2 separate regions of the Homo sapiens genome follow, and region 2 is linked to region 1. Evidence: chromatin contacts called from ENCODE Hi-C data. All regions are on one chromosome and are shown on one strand. The core of a region is the stretch at or near the end of the contact, and the rest is flanking DNA. Distances in the headings are between cores, read along the strand shown. Region 1 overlaps LOC105374928 (a long non-coding RNA gene). Region 2 overlaps GFOD1 (Gfo/Idh/MocA-like oxidoreductase domain containing 1).

What was found. Hi-C counts contacts between places; a loop is a spot of excess contacts on that map. Pooled maps may share reads with other maps.
Region 2: a pooled map shows a loop between it and region 1 (5-fold over the local background). The contact joins two enhancer-like sites. A Hi-C loop is called at or near these places in 2 of 37 single-sample maps with no recorded cell type and 2 of 50 pooled maps.

Annotation. Positions count from the first base shown.
Region 1 is chr6:11,457,645-11,463,239 of GRCh38, reverse strand. The region is part of intron 1 of LOC105374928 (a long non-coding RNA gene); the gene reads right to left. Among named protein-coding and RNA genes, the nearest start is that of TMEM170B, 77 kb to the left of the region's middle. RefSeq lists an enhancer at 2,829-3,018. Within about 2 kb of position 2,344, at least 7 of the 41 ENCODE cell types and tissues checked have a DNase peak (open chromatin) inside an H3K27ac peak, as active enhancers do.
Region 2 is chr6:13,425,263-13,430,857 of GRCh38, reverse strand. The region is part of intron 1 of GFOD1 (Gfo/Idh/MocA-like oxidoreductase domain containing 1); the gene reads left to right. Among named protein-coding and RNA genes, the nearest start is that of GFOD1-AS1, 58 kb to the left of the region's middle. RefSeq lists enhancers at 1,520-1,589, 2,600-3,029. Within about 2 kb of position 2,822, at least 16 of the 41 ENCODE cell types and tissues checked have a DNase peak (open chromatin) inside an H3K27ac peak, as active enhancers do.

The DNA.
Region 1 (5,595 bases), core at 1,095-3,594:
TTGCCAGGGGCTGTGGAGAGTGGGAAATGGGAATTGCTTAATGGGCATTGAGTTTCAGTTCTGCAAGATGAAACAGTTCTGGAATTGGTTGCACAACACTGTAAACATACTTAACACGACTGAACTATACACTAAAAAAATGGTTAAGATGGTAAATTTTATGTTACGTGTATTTCACCACAATTTAAAAATATCATTTAAATACTGATTTCAATCAAACCAACTATAGCGGTCACGGTGGCCACCAATTAGCGGGAGGGTATTCTGTTGTTTCTGATCTGTGAGATCTGATGAAATTATCAATGCTTTTCCCTGTCAGCAGCCAAGCTCAGTGATATGCCGCAGCTGTTGCCTGTGTTCCCCAGTACGAGAAAGAGTCTGGGCCACCCACCTTTGGCCTTTGATTCTTTGCTAGGGGAGCCACAGATATGATCCTTGAATTAAGGAGGACGTGTGGAGAAAATGCATGTATGCATCCCTGAGGTCACCCTGCTGAACCCCTTTACACATGGCAGAATGAGTGGCAGTGTTAAAAACTTCCATGTAGGTCAATAGTGTCAAATCTCATGGTTGTCAAATGGAACATTTTTGTTTCTGATGACATCGTTGGAGCTCCAGGAAATAGCCTAGGGTCTCTGTATTTGAATCCATGTTTTCTCATGGCATGTGAATGTCAAGTCTGCAGTCTGGAACATGGGCAATTCCCTCAAGCAGAAAATGGTTGCACTCTCTCATTAATTAGGACCTATTCAGATATCTATGATCAGTGGTTTCAATATGAACCCTTTAGGTTAGAATTGCTGCCTATCAATTCTTTTTTTTTTTTTTTGAGACCGAGTCTCGCTGTCTCCCAGGCTGAAGTGCAGTGGCGCAATCTCGGCTCACTGCAAGCTCTGCCTCCCGGGTTCACACCATTCTCCTGCCTCAGCCTCCCGAGTAGCTGGGACTACAGGTGCCTGCCACCACGCCTGGCTAATTCTTTTGTATTTTTAGTAGAGACGGGGTTTCACTGTGTTAGCCAGGATGGTCTGGATCTCCTGACCTCGTGATCCGCCTGCCTCAGCCTCCCAAAGTGCTGGGATTACAGGCGTGAGCCACAACGCCCAGCCTATCAATTCTTTCAAAGTGTGTTTAAATTACACTAGTATGTGTGAGTTGCAGATCTTTCATGTTTTCCAGGTGGGAGGGAGAAGGAGAGAGGACAAACATTTCATGTTTCAACACAAATGAGTCTCCTTCAAGTCCAGTGTATTAATTAACAACTGGTTATCCTTAAAAATTGTAGTATAGTGTAAACAGGAATCTATTTATTTCACTAATTAATTCATTTATTTAGACATTAGCATGAATTCTTTATTCTTCCCTCTCTGACTACCTACACATTTCCACTCCCACACACACACGTGTGTGATAAAGTGTGTGTGCATAGTACATCCATCATATAGTACAAGGAAATGTAATTTGAAACAACGACAACTTACGCCACTAAAAGAGTAGACATTTTATCTCTGATACTTTTGACACCTACTATTACAGGCTTATTTCAAGAACACAATTTTCAAATACGTTGTAGTTGGCTCTACAAAAATCAAAATGCAAAATGACAGGTTTTTTTTTTTAACCCCAAATGTCTTATGATTCAAACCCTCTTGAACAGTGTAAGCCACTCTGAAGATCAAGTGCCACCCGTTACGGGAAAGGGTACAAAAGACCTTTGACCTGTCTGCTGCTGGGGAGTTTTGGCCACATCTGGGATTTCCATCAGCACTCACCTTCTTCGGCTCATGAAGAGGCCATGGCAGGTGTTGGTTAAAGAGGGGAAGTTGCTTTCAAAAGACTGAGATGAAAGAACTACTAGAATCAAATAGCTTACTGTAAAGACTGATTCTCTTTTGCACAGTCCTAAGAAATGACCTGTCCTTGGCCTTCCAAGATCTTGCTTCCAGAATATCAACCTGTCAGGACGGGAAAGAAGCAATAGCAGGTGAGACCATCTGAGGCGATCAGAGGGTCTTGATGGCAAAAACAAACTGACTCTATCCCTTTCCCAGACCCCAGACTCCCAGCTATGGTGGGACTAAGAATGCTGAATGCTGGTTCTCAGGCCAGTGAACCTAAGAAACTGAAGAGCACAAAAAGTGCTCTTGGCAGAAACTATTTTAATAGTGCTCGAAATACTTTTAATGAGAAGGGGAAGCAGGAACTTCAAATAAAGTTTCTCTTTTGCATTCCACCAAGAACAGATGTTTGCTTTATTCAAAGAAGTTTCATGGGGGTGATTTCATGCATAGCTAAGAGCAGCAGTAGGGTTTTTTAGCTGTTAGAGCTGGGGTTGATTTACATAATCAGGGTATTACCGCTCCTGTGGCTTTCTACCTATATGCTATTAAACATATGTGTGCTTATATCTGTGTGTGTATGTGTGTGTGTGTTCATAACGCTGGAATCAAGTAAAAGGTCCACCGTCATTTCCTCATCATTCTTGGGAATATTTACAGTATCAGGGCTGCTCTCTTATCCTCCAGCTGTAATAAAGGCAGCACTTTGTACAAAATATCTCATTTAATTTTTATGACAATCCCATGAAATAGGAATTACTGTCCCCACTACATAGATGGGAAGACCGATGCTTAAAGAGGTTGAATACACATGCTAAGGTAGCATAACCAGGAGGTGGCAGAGTTGGGATCTGAGCTGAGGAAGTCCAGGGCTCTCAATTACACTCCCACAAGATAAGGAGCATACATTGTACAGGCTGCACAAAGTCATGAAGAAATCTTGGGTAACCATCTGCAAGCCCATTTACTGATTTCCTCCCTTTAATAGGGCTGACCCACAAGCCCACACACTGTGGCATCCGCTCTCCGCTACCACTTCACCCTGTGTCTCTCTGCTTATGCTGATTTCCGTCCTTTCCAAGATTAGCATTTGGCCTGCCTTCTCTCTATGGCCTCACTGGCCAACCCTGTCAGCAATGTGCCCTGAATAATAGAATCAGGCATAAAGTCCTTGCCCATCTTTCCTAGTAGAAAGGGGATCCCTCCATGGACTTCTGGAGCTGTCCCATTTATGTAGCCATAGCTAACTGCCTAGTCTCTTCTTTCACCAGAGCTCCATGATACCACATCCTGTTGAAAATGACACAAGGAGGAAGAAAAAGTCCCTTTAGGTGGTAGTCATCAACTTTTCCTTTCCACCCCCTCCAGTATGTCTTCATTCTTTCTCTTTCAGCTCTTCAATTTACTGGATTTTTTAAGAGGCTGTGCTCTGTTGCTATGTTCCAGATAGGTAGGTAAGTAGGTAGACAGATTAGATAGATGGATAGATGAATAGATTAGATAAATAGTAGATACATAGATGAATAGATTAGGTAGATGAATAGATAGGTGGATAAATGAATATATTAGACACATGATAGATAAGATAGATAAATAGATTACATAAATAGATAAATAGAAGATAGATGAATGCATTACATAGCTAGATAGATAGGTAAATGGATGGATGGATGGATGGATGGATGGATGGATGGATGGATGGATGGATGGATAGATGTAGATGAATAGATGGATGGATAGGTGAGCAGATAGATAAATAGATAGATGCATATTCTTGGCTTGGGTTACCCCAGAAGCAACCTGAAATAAGAATTCACATGCAAGTAGGAAACACTAGTAGGGGAATAGAGAAGTGAGAAACAGGCAAGAGAAGAAAACCAACCAAAGGAGAATAATCAAGAAAGTTACCACTGAGGGCAAATGAAGCTGAATTCCACTGGGGAATTCTGAGAGACAGTGTAGAGCCTGCTACTCAAAGCGGACCATCATCATCATCATCATCATCATCATCATCATCATCATCATCATCTGAAGCTCTACCACAAATCCACTGAATCAGGATGTGAATTTTTAACAGGATCCCCAAATGATAAAGTTTGTAAAGTACTGAGGTAGAATATGCCTCAAAGTTAATCAGATGAAGGGGTGAGAAAACTGTGATAGTCATTACTAGCTTCCCCCTTAACACTGCTTGTGAGCTGTTTCTGAAGTTAATTCCCCTGCACTCCTGGCTTAGCCTTTGTATGAGCAGGGCATTCATGCCCCAGTGGTCAAAAAGGAAGTCCCCAGACAGAAAATCAAAGGTATTAGCAGGAAGCGGCCCTCAACATGCACAGCTATTACAAGTTCAGCTGTTAAATAGTTAATCTAAATATGATATTAAAACTGAGGTTAAATTATAATAATAAAAACAGCCACAACTCTAATGCTGATTCAAGGTTAAAGATGCATTAAATAGATTGAAATAAGCAGGATTTCATTTAGGCATTTATTCTCAAAAAAGCAGTTGATTTACCTAGTAGAAAAATAACCATTATCACAATTAACTTTAGGAAAATTCAATTAAGATTAATATTATTTTTTACTCAGTAGTTATTTCAGGCCCTCTCAAGCAGGCCATGAGTGAGATCATGAAATATGTTCCCATATTTCATTGACTTATTCTAATTCCTAATATTAACCCCCAGGAGGGGTGGGGAGGCACATGACTGAGGTTTTGCATTGCAAAGACAAACTATGTACTATATTTATTCTGGAGTACATTCACGATCTGAAATTATAGTGGAAAAAAAAAAGACTTGACTCCTATTATAATGCTAAACACTGGTAAAGACATTTGGAGAATATCCAGAAAAATCAGTGACTTCTCCCAGACACAATAGGCGCAATAAGGTAACTACACAAGAAAAGCAGTTTCCACAAAGATGTTAGTTCTGTTACCTCATACACGTATTCTAAAGGAGTACTGGAGTACTTTATAGCACACAAAGAAAAAATGTATTTCTTCAAAAAATTTTAAGATGCATTCAAAAAGTTTCTAAATCAGCTTGGAAAAAAATTAACAAACTAAGAACTTCTTAGAAACACTGAACTTAAAAGAAGTCCCCAAGAAGATTTTCAAGTTAAATATTAGGACTATAGAAAAGTATAAATCCAACATTTTTAGGCATGACAGGATATATTAATTGATGAGCACAAACTATACCTTCACACTTGAACTTCATGAAATATAATTGAAAAGAAAAATAAATGAGCTATATCCTTTCATAAATTTTTTGCTCGACAACACCAAATGAATTCTAAAATATTCTGAACATTATAGAATAAAATTATTGTTCATTTATTAACCAAATACCAAAATCAAAAAACTTTTGCTCAGTAAATGAAAAGTTAATGCATACAGCATATTCTTAACATACAGAATTAATAAAATCCTACTGAATAGTATTTTTTATATATATACTTTAAGTTTTAGGGTACATGTGCACAACGTGCAGGTTTGTTACGTAGGTATACATGTGCCATGTTGGTTTGCTGCACCCAGTAACCCGTCATTTACGTTAGGTATTTTTCCTAATGCTATCCCTCCCCTTCCCCCCGACCCCACGACAGGCCCCCCGGGTGTGATGTTCCCCACCCTGTGTCCAAGTGTGCTCATTGTTCAATTCCCACCTATGAGTGAGAACATGCGGTGTTTAGTTTTCTGTTCTTGTGACAGTTTGCTCAGAATGATGGTTTCCAGCTGCATCCATGTCCT
Region 2 (5,595 bases), core at 1,573-4,072, 2.0 Mb before region 1:
GGTATCCTGATGGGAGGGAGTCCTGGAGAAAGAGAGGGTGAGGAGTAGAGTTTGGTAGCGAGCCTGACAGGAGGAGGAGGGAGTAGGGCAGACCACCCAAGACCCACAGATAGCCCTGGTTTCCACTGTCTGGAGGCTGTGCTGGAGGCCACAAGGATACTTTTCCCTACCCGCTGTCCCACTACTCCTGCCATAGGTGGACTCCAAGAGCTTCTTTCATTAAGTCTTCCCCATTGTACACAAGCTGCCCGTCTCTATGGGAACCCCATAATAGGAGTGTTGAGAATATGGATAACACTGTGGCCAATCCCTGCACTCTGTTTATGCTTGATGCCATACCCTATGTGGCTCGGGTTCCTTCACAGTGCAATGGCTGGATTTTATTTTTTAATTTTTATTTATTTACTTATTTATTTATTTTGAGGTGGAGTCTCGTTCTGTCACCCAGGCTGGAGTGCAGTGGTGTGATCTCGGATCACTGCAACCTCTGCCTCCCAGGTTCAAGTGATTCTCCTGCCTCAGCTTCCCAAGTAGCTGGGATTATAGATGTGTGCCACCATGCCCGGCTAATTTTTGTATTTTTAGTAGAGAGGGGGTTTCGCCACATTGGCCAGGCTGGTCTCGAACTCCTGGCCTCAAGTCATCCACCCGCCTCTGCTTCCCAAAGTGCTGGGGTTACAGGCATGAGCGACTGCTCCCGGCCTGGCTGGATTTTAAAAGCAAGCATTCCTACAGAGTGCAGCTACACAGAAGCTGTGATCACCTTTTATAGCTGACCCTTGGAAGTGACATGGTGCCATTTCCACTGCATATTTTTTCATTAAGCTGGTCCCAAAGATCCATCCAAATTCAAGGGGAAGGACATATATTTCACTTCTTCATCAGGAAGTGGCAAGGTTCTGGAAGAACATGTGAGATGAGAAGTAGTGTGATCACTTTTGAAAAATACAACCTGCCATACCACTCTATACATGCATGTGTGTGTATATATATGTATAGTAGCATATTTGTATAATAATGTATATATTACATATCTATGTAATATTCATACATATGAATATATAAAACTTAAATGTTTTACAAAATAATACTTCCCTTATTACCTAGGGTACACTCTATGTTCTCTTCTATTCTTTTAAGAAAGATGCTCTTTGCCAACCCACTCAGTTGATTTCCTGCCACACTATTGTGTTGTGCCCTGTTCTATTTCTTCCAGATAGCCTTGGGCAAAGGGCTGTTTCTTAGAGCGCCAGTGTCTAGGCTGTGCTCAGGGCACTACCTGACTACGTTTCTGGCCAAGCTTTATGACGTCAGCAGTTCCTGTTGTACTCCTGGTTTTTGGCTAGCAGTAAACCCAAACTTTTCTGTCTGAGAGGACCGTGGAACTCACCCTCTCCCTGTGTCTGAAATTCCCTGAGGTCTTTGCATTCGATAGGCATTCAATTGCATTCAATAGTTTGTCGTTCTTAAAGCAGCAAGCTGGCAGAGCATCCTGGTTGATGGCATATAAACAAACCAATTCATAAGTACAGCCATTATTTCACGTTGGGGCCACACAACCCTTTGACAGCCAGTGTCTGCCGCATAGGAGACCAGCTCCTCCAGGCAGCCTGTGGCGCTGTTTCCCTTTACTGGCAGCTGTGCTATGGCCAGCCAGGGCTTCTCAGCCCAAAATGAGATAGCTCCAGTCTTTTCACTCTCATGAAAAGAACAGCTTCCCACCCATCTTGATTTCTGCTGGGGTCTTTCCTCTTTGTGCCATTTGAGAGCCACCTGGGAGCACATCTTAGTAAATATATGACCTGGGCTCATGTTTGTAGAGTCCTGTCTGAGCATCTAGCAAGCTGGCTCACGTGCTCAGGGACTTGGTACCAATTAAGACATTTATTCCCACTTTTCATATGGTCGAGAAGATGTATGTCCAACACAGTGCTTTTAACTAGGTCAGAGAAAAAGCAGGCGGGAAGCTATACATTTTACAATACTTAGTGGACCTTCTTGCTAGAATTAGTGAATGGTCAGAAAGTCCGCTTCTGATGGAGGGCCAAAGGGAGCTCTTTCAGCTCACAGCCGGGCTGTGGTGTTTGGGGAGGGAAGTTTGAGAGTGGCCGCAGAAGTACAGATGATCAAAAGCAGTACTCCTGCCGCCCGCCCTGGGAGGGGGCCTGGACTCCCTCAGGGAAGGCTTTTTTGGTGCTTTGGGTAGAGAAGCTGGAGATAGCAACTGTTGAATTTCCCCAGGCTTCGTGATTTAAAGCCCTGAGCCTTTTTCCATTGTTGTTCTTGCAGCGGCCTTTAATGTGCTGGGTGTGAAAGGGAGTGGAAATGAAAAGCCAGCGCATCGCATCGCACTGGGGGCCTGAGATCAGAAGGTGATGGAAAATGGAAATGTCAAGTTTGCGTTTCCACTGCTGGCCGCAAGGGCCTCAGGCGGCACCCCCTCCTCCCGCCTCGGCTTTCGCATCCTTCTCACTTCCTCCCCAGCCCCCCAGTTTTCACACGGCCCAGTGATAAGTGTCACTCTGGGCTGAGTGAGGCTCGTGGCTTGTCAAAAGAGGCACTAGGACGAGAACAGAGAAATTCAGCATGGGCTTGAGAGGCACGTAAAGGAACTGGCCTTCTAAAGACACCGCAGAGAGACCGCAAAGTGGGTTGGTTTTCCTTTTCTAACACTGAGAAGAAAAGGAGTTCAAAATTCACACATGGTTGATAGAAAAGACGATCTGTTTCCACATGGACTTTCCTATCTCTGTGGTGCCCAGGATGCTTAGACCTGTGAGTCTTTGAACCCAGCTTGTGTTGATGTAGCTCGGGGCACTGTCAGGCCTTTGTGCCCAGCCAGGCGTGGAGGTGTTTGAAAAGAGAGCCATCAACACCTTTCCATCGGGGACTTGCGATTTTTCTCTTTTGGTTGAGTCAACTTTGAAGTTTAGTAGTTCCTTCCCACGCTTGGTGGCCACAATGTCACGAGGCTCAGCCTGGTGTCGTGGGGCTGCTAAAGATTCCGTAGAGGCTGGAAAGGTGCCTGTCAGGGGCACCAGGAATTACGTACAAGTCTAAGGAAGCTCCAGGCTTAGGAAATAGTGGGATAAACCTTCCTTTATTATCGCATGGGATAATCACATTTGTGAAATGTAGATGTCTCAAATTTATACAAATTGAATTCTGAAAAACATCAGAAAAGTTTATTACAAAGCCTTTTTTTTTGAGACAGGCTCTTACTCTGTCACCCAGGCTGGAATGCAGTGGTACAATCACAGCTCACTGTAGCGTTGAACTCCTGGGCTCACGCGATCCTCCTGCCTCAGTCTGCTGAGTAGGCGGGACTAGAGGTGCACACCACCATGCCGGGCTAATTTTTGTAGCGATGAGATTTCACCATATTGCCCAGGGTGGTTTCAAACTCCTGGGCTCAAGGGATTCGCCTGCCTTAGCCTCTCAAAGTGCTGGGATTACAGGCATGAGGCACTGCGCCTGGCCAACAAAGTCCTTTTTTATCATCATGTTTTTAACTCTTCACAGTTTTCTATGTCTGTTACCTCACTTGAGCCCAGCTGGATTTTTGACCATTTGGATAACAGTTATTGGATTTTTCTGGAAGTCTCTACATGCATGTTCTCTGTTCAAAGGGCTTGAGGTGGACAAGTTATGCATGGCCTTCAGTTTTGGGAAGACTCTGTATGATCCTGATAAATGTAATTTCAAGATGATTATATCAAACTGAAAAAGGTGCATTGTGATCCTCTGTTACCTCAGTTTTGTCCTGTGAGGTCCAATCACACACAACTTCGGAGCCACTGCCCGCTTCCTTGTAGTTTACAAAAAATGCTTTGCCACGCTCATCACAATAACTGTGAGAGAGATATGATTATATTTCTGCTGTGCAGAGGAGAAAACTGAGGCCCAGAGAAGTTAAGTAACCTCCCCCAAGACACAGATATGAGAAAGAGATGAGACTCAAACCCCAGCCTTCTGGCACCAGGGGCATGTTCTTCCACCAACAGACACTGACAGCCGTTGCCAGAACAAGAGAAAGCTGGGCAGAAGTCGACACCTTTGGCAAAGGGCTGCCTGTCCTCTGGCCTTGCTGGTTGTTAGCCCCGCTTCTGCTCATAAGGTCCTGCATTATCCCTCGCTCAGGGGTTGCCTTGCGATGGGCCTGGTCACTCTGCTTCCGCATCCTCAGGGGGCTTGTTCCTTCTGCTTGTCCCAGGTGCTCCCTGGACCTCACCTACCTCGGGTGCCTTCAGAACACCAGCAGGGGATTCATTCACCTTCTTAGGGGGTAGAGGCCGCTTCCCGGGCGTTTAAGGGACAGGCAATGGAAGTGGGATCCTTGAGAGACCAAAGGACAGTGACGCAGAGGTCATAGTTACTTTCCTGGGAGCAGAGTAGGTTCGTGTCTGGTTCCTGGTCCAGCTCCACTTCACTGCTCCCATTTCCCTTGTGGCCCAGATGGCACAGTAAGAGCTGGAGTCTGATGAATCTGGGGTTGTGTGTGGGACACCAAGCCCCATTGACGCCTGTTTCTGTGGCTTCCTGGCTCTCATATCTTCTGTATTATAGGACCAGGCAGTCTGGGCCTGTGGCCTGCCTGGGGGCGTGTGTGGCCTTCTTGGCCCAGAACTCCCTCCTAGGAGGCACAGCCAAGCCAGGGGAGAAGGGAGAGAGCTGGAGACTGAATCATAGCCTGACTAACCTGCTTTCCACGTCTGCTGGCTGCCTAGAAAGCTCTGTGATATTTGCATCTCGCATCGTGTGCCCTGGAGACTTAGAGGTAGAGCTACTTCAGAAACCCAACTGGCACTGCCTGGCGTGAGCCTGCTTCTGTGTGAGCAGCATGGCGGAAGACCAAGCTTGTCCAGCCTGCAGCCCGGCACGGCTTTGAATGTGGCTCAACACAAATTCGTAAACTTTCTTAAAATGTGAATTTTTTTCTTTCTGCGAGTTTCTTTTTCTTTCTTTCTTCTTCTTTTTTTTTTTTTCCTAGCTTATCAGCTATCATTAGTATATTTTATGTGTGGCCCAGGACAATTTTTTCTTCTTCCAATGTGGCCCAGGGAAGCCAAAAGATTGGACACCCCTGGCCTAGACCCTTTTCCTGAACCTGGCTGTCATCATCATTTCTGTCAGAGCCGGATGGAGACTATTTTTAGTTGGCTTTCTGGGTGAGATTTGACAGAGGCCAGGATGGGAGATGTCAGAATGTGTATACTGGTGAGGAAGCTGCATGGGATGAAGATCTTGAAGCTTTCAGATCTGAATGAGGACTGCCAATTCTGGTTTATCTCTCTGAGCAACCCCATGAGGGACTTTAACAAGCTCACAATTTTCAAATAGATTTTTGAGCTGTTTCCCAATCCTCCTAATCCTGTCTATTTTAGCTCTGGCCTGGGGAACATCAGCCCCAGGGTAGTGGCCAAGAACACAGGACACCTGGGGCCAGACTGCTTGGATTTAAGTCTGGGCTCTTCCTCTTACTACTTCTGGGACCCGGAACAAGTGACTTAATCTTTCCGATCTCAGTTTTCTCATCTTTAAAATGGTGGCAACAATGGTAACTAACTCAACAGGTTGTGGTAAGAAATAAATGTG